Linked DNA regions of Homo sapiens: region 1 is linked to region 2. A link is a contact called in ENCODE Hi-C or POLR2A ChIA-PET data. All regions are on one chromosome and are shown on one strand. Each heading gives the region's core, a stretch centred on a gene start or an enhancer-like site at or near the end of the contact. The rest is flanking DNA. Distances are from core to core; before and after follow the strand shown. Region 1 has its middle 19 kb from the start of LINC02695. Region 2 overlaps SYTL2 (synaptotagmin like 2).

Region 1 (3,083 bases), core at 158-2,657, 440 kb after region 2:
TCTGTACTAGTCCCTGACACTAGCATCTCTTTGAAAGAAGGAACCAGGAAGGTTAGTCCCTAGCCTGCCAGAGATGTGTGCCCACAGCTAATTCCTATACTCAGTAGCTTGAAGGCATCCTTACTTTATCACCTTTAACCCTTCAGCACTGTGTCTTGTAATCTCCTAACTGGGCCCTCACTGAGTCACAGTACTGGGGTTTTAATCTTCTATATAACAGCATCTGAAGCTGAGACAATGGAGCTCTCAGAGCCTTTAGCTATGATCTTATCTTCTGATCAAGATTTTCTTGGCTTGTGATTGCTCAGCCATGATGGGGTGGAGAAAAGCCCCTACGCTAGGAAGTGCTAGTGCTGACTCAGCATGCTGCAGGTCTGGAATTGGAGCAGAAACTTGTGTGGACCAGCAGGGACCTTGCAGGCTTAAGGAAGAAAGAGAGGAAAGGGCCAGGCAAACCTAAGAGAAACAATCCTGAAGGCAGAGATTTCAAGACATGCAAAACAGCAGGGTTTCTGTAAAGGAGAACTTCTTTACTGAGAACCTCCCGTATAGTAGACACTTTAACCTGGGCTACAAATCTGCAAGGCAGGTATTATTATTATCCCATTTCACACATGGGGAATCAAAAGTTCAGAGATTAGTCAGGTGCGGTGGCTCATGCCTATAATCCCAACACTTTGGGAGGCCAAGGTGGGTGGATCACCTGAGGTCAGGAGTTTAAGACCCGTCTGGCCAACATGGTGAAACCCTGTCTCTAATAAGAATACAAAAATTAGCTGGGCATGGTGGCACGCGCCTGTAGTCCCAGCTATTCGGGAGGCTGAGGCAGGAGAATTGCTTGAACCAGGGAGGCGAAGGATGCAGTGAGCCATGATCGTGCCACTGCACTCCAGCCTGGGTGACAGAGCAAGACTCTGTCTCTCTCTCTCTCTAGCAAGACTCTGTCTCTGTCTCTCTCTCTCTCTCTCACACACACACACACACACACACACACACACACACTCTTCAGAGATTAACTTTTCCAGAACCACATGACTAGTAAGTAGCTGTGGGGTTCAAATGTAGGTCTCCAAAGGTCTGTGCCCTTTCTTTCACACACACTGAGAGGCATCTGAGAGGGACTTAGGAAGTCTTGAGAGTAAAACTAGATGGTCAGTGAATGCCCATTGGATGGCAATTTCAAGCAAATGGACAAAATAGTAATGGGATAATATTGAATCCTAAATCACCAGCAGTAACTGTGAGAAAGGTAGAATTACAAACTCCCTGCTAAATAGCTTTAGGTCATAAATGAATGTTATCCTTTGGAGGGCACAAAATGAAGTGGTTAATTCCTTGAACACCAATGTGACTAATAAGCAAGCCATGGCATCCGTCATCTCGTCCGCACAGCTGTCTGGGTAGGCTAATCTCTGGCTCAAGGCCCTGGCTCCTGTCTGCCCAGTGGCATGCTGCACTCTGATCTCCTGGCTCCACAGTGAGCTTGACATTTCTGCTGAGTCTGACTCACTTGCTCCCAGCCTCAATTGTTCTGTGCCAATGCAGACTTCTTTTACAGTTGGCCTACTTAGAAACACAGGATGTTAGTGTTGGAAGGGAGATCCTTTAGAAGTCACCTAGTACAATCCCCACACATTACAAATGAGAAAACAGGCCCCAGATGAGGCTTGGTGATGACGTGCCTAAATTCCGGTCAGTTTAGTTATAAGGCATGATAAGACCTCAGCCACATGGCCCATAGGGAGGAAGCTGGGAATGAGCAGGACTGGAGCTGGCAATGCTGCATCAGCTGTAGGACTCCTAGGGCTGGGGTGGAGCACAGGGAGTGGATCCAGCTCCTTGGAAGAATGAGTTGGGTTAGGGAAGCAAAGCGTCAGGAACCCAGCCAGGCAGTGTGGAGTTCAGGGTAGCACTTTTGAAATGTGTGGCTGGGGAGAAGAATGAGGCTGAAGGTCAGTTGTGAAGACTGGACCAACATGCCCAGGAGGGTGAGGGGGTGTGAAGAAAAGTCACAACTTGAGGCTATCAGGGTGTGCAGAGTTCACCAGAGATGTGATAAGGTCCAGAGCAGTGGCAGCACACCCCACCCCCATGCTGAGTTGTGGCTGGTGCACTTCTGCCCTCTTTTTTTTTTTTTTGAAATGGAGTCTAGCTCTGTCGCCCAGACTGGAGAGCAGTGGCATGATCTTGGCTCACCACAACCTCTGCCTCCTTGGTTCAAGCGATTCTCCTGCCTCAGCCTCCCAGGTAGTTAGGACTATAGACGTATGCCACCACACCCGGCTAATTTTTGTATTTTCGATACGGACAGGGTTTCACCATGTTGGCCAGGCTGGTCTCGAACTCCTGACCTCAAGTGATTTGCCTGCCTTGGCCTCCCAAAGTGCTGGGATTACAAGCGTGTGTCACTGCACCCAGCCACTTCTTGCCCTCTTTAGGAAGGTTCCAGCCTGAAGCTGGAGGGAGCTGGTGATTTCATATCATAGCCAAAGAGCTGGGGAAGACAGCACTAAAGAACACCATCTATTCTGCCTCCCAAATGTCTCTAAGGTGTCCTTTACCTCCATTTCTACTGTCACCACCCTGAGCCCTGGTTGTCACCCACCTGAATTATTGCAACAGCAGTTTAGTTAACCACTTATCCTCTGCCTGTACTATTTCTAAAGCACTCTTCTCATTGCCACCCAAGCAGTGTTTCTATGACGTGAAGATGTCACTTGCTTTCTATAAATGTTGGATGGCTTGCACTGCCTAGCAGGCTTTCTCTCCTGGGCTTCCATGTGAGAACCAAGCCCTCCAGAAAATTATCTGAGTGACTATTTCAGGTCTTTCCAGGATGGTACATAGTTAATACCATTCTAGGTGTACAGGGGAGAGAAATTTATTTGTATGATAGATGTCTTAAGTCATCAGGGCTTAATTTTTCTGGTGGAATCCTGATTGGGAAGGGCTGGATAGAACAAAGCCCAGATATATGAACCTGGCACATTAGATCCTACATGACTTCAGCCCAGTGTTCCTTCTAGCCTTATCTCCTATTCTCCCCACTGTGCATTCTGTGCTCCGGTCACACCGAACTCTTG
Region 2 (2,840 bases), core at 134-2,633:
TTTAGTTTGTTGTGATGAGTGACCTTCTGGCAACTTGGAGCTATTAAACGGATTCTTCCTCTGCTGGGGACAAATATTGTTTATTAAACTTATTTTAAATGTCATGACAGCAACTCAGTGTTGGCAAATGCCTATTATCTTCAATTTTGATAGTTTTATCCCATAAACTCCATTATTTGGCATGTTTGAAAAACAGTTGTCCTGATTAATCTGCTTAGCACAGAGTTACCATATATGCCATTTAAAAATTATATAAAATATATGCAAAGCCAGAGTCCTACAAAGTTAGCTCAGAATCAGACACTTAAATCAAAATCCCACATTTTACAGGTGAAAAAACTTGGCCCCGGATATAGCAAAGACCAGATCAAGGTCAAAGGAAACTTGGGTCTCTAATCAGGTCAGAGTCCCACCAGTGATTCTTCTACCATACCAGACTCTCAGTGTGCTAGATCACAAGTGTACAAAATACAACTGTAATTGACCTTTCCTAAAGATTTTGGAGACATTTTAGGTATCTTGAAGTGCTTCATAGTCATTATTATTATCATCAATTCTAATGATAAAAATGGTATCAATAGAGGTTTTAAAAATTAATATAGGAATCAATAACAATGTTTACTGTCTATAGTTTAATAAATTAGCAATTCTCTCCCAGAAGCAGATCTCTAACAGAGATTTAGGAAGCTATGCATAGGAATATAGGAATAAGGACTGACATGGAACTAACAAGCCTTATTCCATATGCTAAAAAGCAGCAGCACCAAATAGCTTCAGACTTTTTACCCTCTAGGGCAAGAAATCTGGGTCTTCAGCAATGCAATGACATGGTATCCATCCACTTTTTCCACCATGAGAGTGACTTCTTAAACTAGTGACTTCTTAAAATAGTGAAAATTACCTGTATTTGGTACCAAAAAACTGTACTACAAAATTCTCTTTATTTTGTGGTGCTTTGACACAATGAGGAAAAATGGCATTCCTAACAAATACAAGATTTTCAAAATCTGGGCTCAGTCTACCTTCTCTGGAGACACATTTGGTTTCCTTGTGTTTTCCTGGGACATATCAATCACACTGGAAGCTGGATTTACCACACTGGAACTGCAAAAGAAACAATAATTCAGAGAATAAAACCTCACCTTTTGAGGAATCATAAATTATGCCTCTGAAGTGGAAAGCTATCAGCAGGCTAGGAGAGGAAGCTGGTGCAGAAGAATAAGAAGGATTCTCTAGAGAATTATTCCCTATCCCAGGGACAGGACAGCACCAGAGTGAGAGTAAGGCAAGAGTGAGTGGAGACAAGTGAAGTGAGCAGGCTCCCTCCAGAACCACCACACCCTTGACTGTTGATTGAGAAGGGCAAAAGAGGGTCACGGAGGCCCTGGGTGGGGAGAGGAACAACCTGCTCAGACTTCCTGTTCCAGTGGTCTTGCCTCAGGCACAGGAGGTGAAGTTGCTATTGGCTGAAGCCTTCGTGTCCTGTTACCACCACCAGTTCTCTCAGTGGCATCACAGAGTCAGGAGCTTGGAAAACACCTTAGTTTGTGGAGGTAGGGGTAAGATTCCTGCTTTTCCCCATGAAGTAAGGAACCAAAGGCCTGGAGAGGAGGGGAATAATTTGCCCCCAAGGCCACAGAACCTCAACCAAGATTGTTGTCACTAAAACCATGGGCTAGATGTTCCTGCAGCCTCATTTCTTTTCTTTATCTCTGTACTTCAATTGCTATTTTTACACAATTACTCCCAAGAAAAGGCTGAGCTCTTGAAGAAGCCATTCTTCCTTTCATTACTTCCTTTCATTGTTCCAGAAAGGCATTATAGCAGATGAGCAGAAGGATATAAAATACAGCCTGATTACATAGAGGCGAGAAAGGGGGAAAATAGAGGATGGGAGGGAAAGGGGAGGGAACAGAATAGGAATGTATAATGGAGCCCGAATTAAGACTAATAGACACATTACAGGAGTCCTCCATTCCTGTAATAGGTGTGCACAAACTTGAATCAAGCTATCTAGAAACAGTGAAAAAAGAAACCTAGTCACTGATATAATTCAGTCTCTATATAATAAAAACAACCAATAGCTCAGAACCAGAAAGCAATTTCTCTTGAATGTCATTTTTAGAAGCCAGTGGGTGATATGAGGAACAACATCCCTATAGTCGATGCTATGCTCAGTTTCTCAGAGTGTTCTGCATAATCTTCCTTAGTAAATAAAGCAGTTACATAATCAGAAGACCTGAGCCAAGTGCTGATGGTTGGGGGTCTCTGTGGAACACCTGTCTTTTTCCACCATCTTTCTCCTTTCCCCTTCCCACTCACCAAGCCCAAAGGATAAGCAGAGTGTCTATATCCTTCTCCCTCTGCTCCCTGAAATTCCAGTTCCTGTGCCTCCAGGCCGCCAGCCTCAACAGCCCATATTGCAAATCATGTAGTCCCTACCTCCTAGAGATGAGGTCTCTCCCTTACTGAGCTGTACCTAGCTATGTATTTCATGTCTACTATGCAACCTCCTCTGTGTATACATATCTTACCTCGCATAGTAAAGTGGGAGATCCCTCAAGAGTATCTCAAACATCTTTATATCCCCTGCAGTGCCTTGCACAGTGCCTGGTACATAACTGGTGAATGGCTAAATAAACGAAGGCCAATTGAGCCAGTGCCAGGAGAAGCAGCAACAGATAGTAAGCAGGAGGCTGGCTTTTTTTTTTTTTTTTTTTTAATCCATGTTATTTGCAAAACTGCAGTGAGGCAGACTATTCAGGTATTAAACAAAATGTCTGTTTCCGCTATTCGGAAAGAAAAAGAGAGGAAGAAACAAAACAGTCAGAACACATAGT

What was found. A loop is a pair of places that touch in the nucleus more often than their neighbours do. ChIA-PET counts read pairs that join two places held with the same protein, here RNA polymerase II (POLR2A). Pooled maps may share reads with other maps.
Region 1: a loop to region 2 is called in a map of endothelial cell of umbilical vein, with 3 times the contacts of the local background. The contact joins two enhancer-like sites. A Hi-C loop is called at or near these places in 1 of 168 maps with a recorded cell type or tissue (endothelial cell of umbilical vein) and 1 of 50 pooled maps. POLR2A ChIA-PET finds 5 or more read pairs at or near these places in 2 of 52 experiments (T-cell and activated T-cell).

The regions. Positions count from the first base shown.
Region 1 is chr11:86,172,789-86,175,871 of GRCh38, forward strand. No RefSeq gene overlaps it. Among named protein-coding and RNA genes, the nearest start is that of LINC02695, 19 kb to the right of the region's middle. RefSeq lists a cis regulatory region at 1,690-2,187. Within about 2 kb of position 1,408, at least 23 of the 41 ENCODE cell types and tissues checked have a DNase peak (open chromatin) inside an H3K27ac peak, as active enhancers do; they include endothelial cell of umbilical vein, where a contact is called at or near this core.
Region 2 is chr11:85,736,553-85,739,392 of GRCh38, forward strand. SYTL2 (synaptotagmin like 2) reads right to left here. Exons shown (of 20, transcript NM_206927.4): 5 at 1,023-1,104; 6 at 1-63. Among named protein-coding and RNA genes, the nearest start is that of CCDC89, 52 kb to the left of the region's middle. Within about 2 kb of position 1,384, at least 7 of the 41 ENCODE cell types and tissues checked have a DNase peak (open chromatin) inside an H3K27ac peak, as active enhancers do; they include endothelial cell of umbilical vein, where a contact is called at or near this core.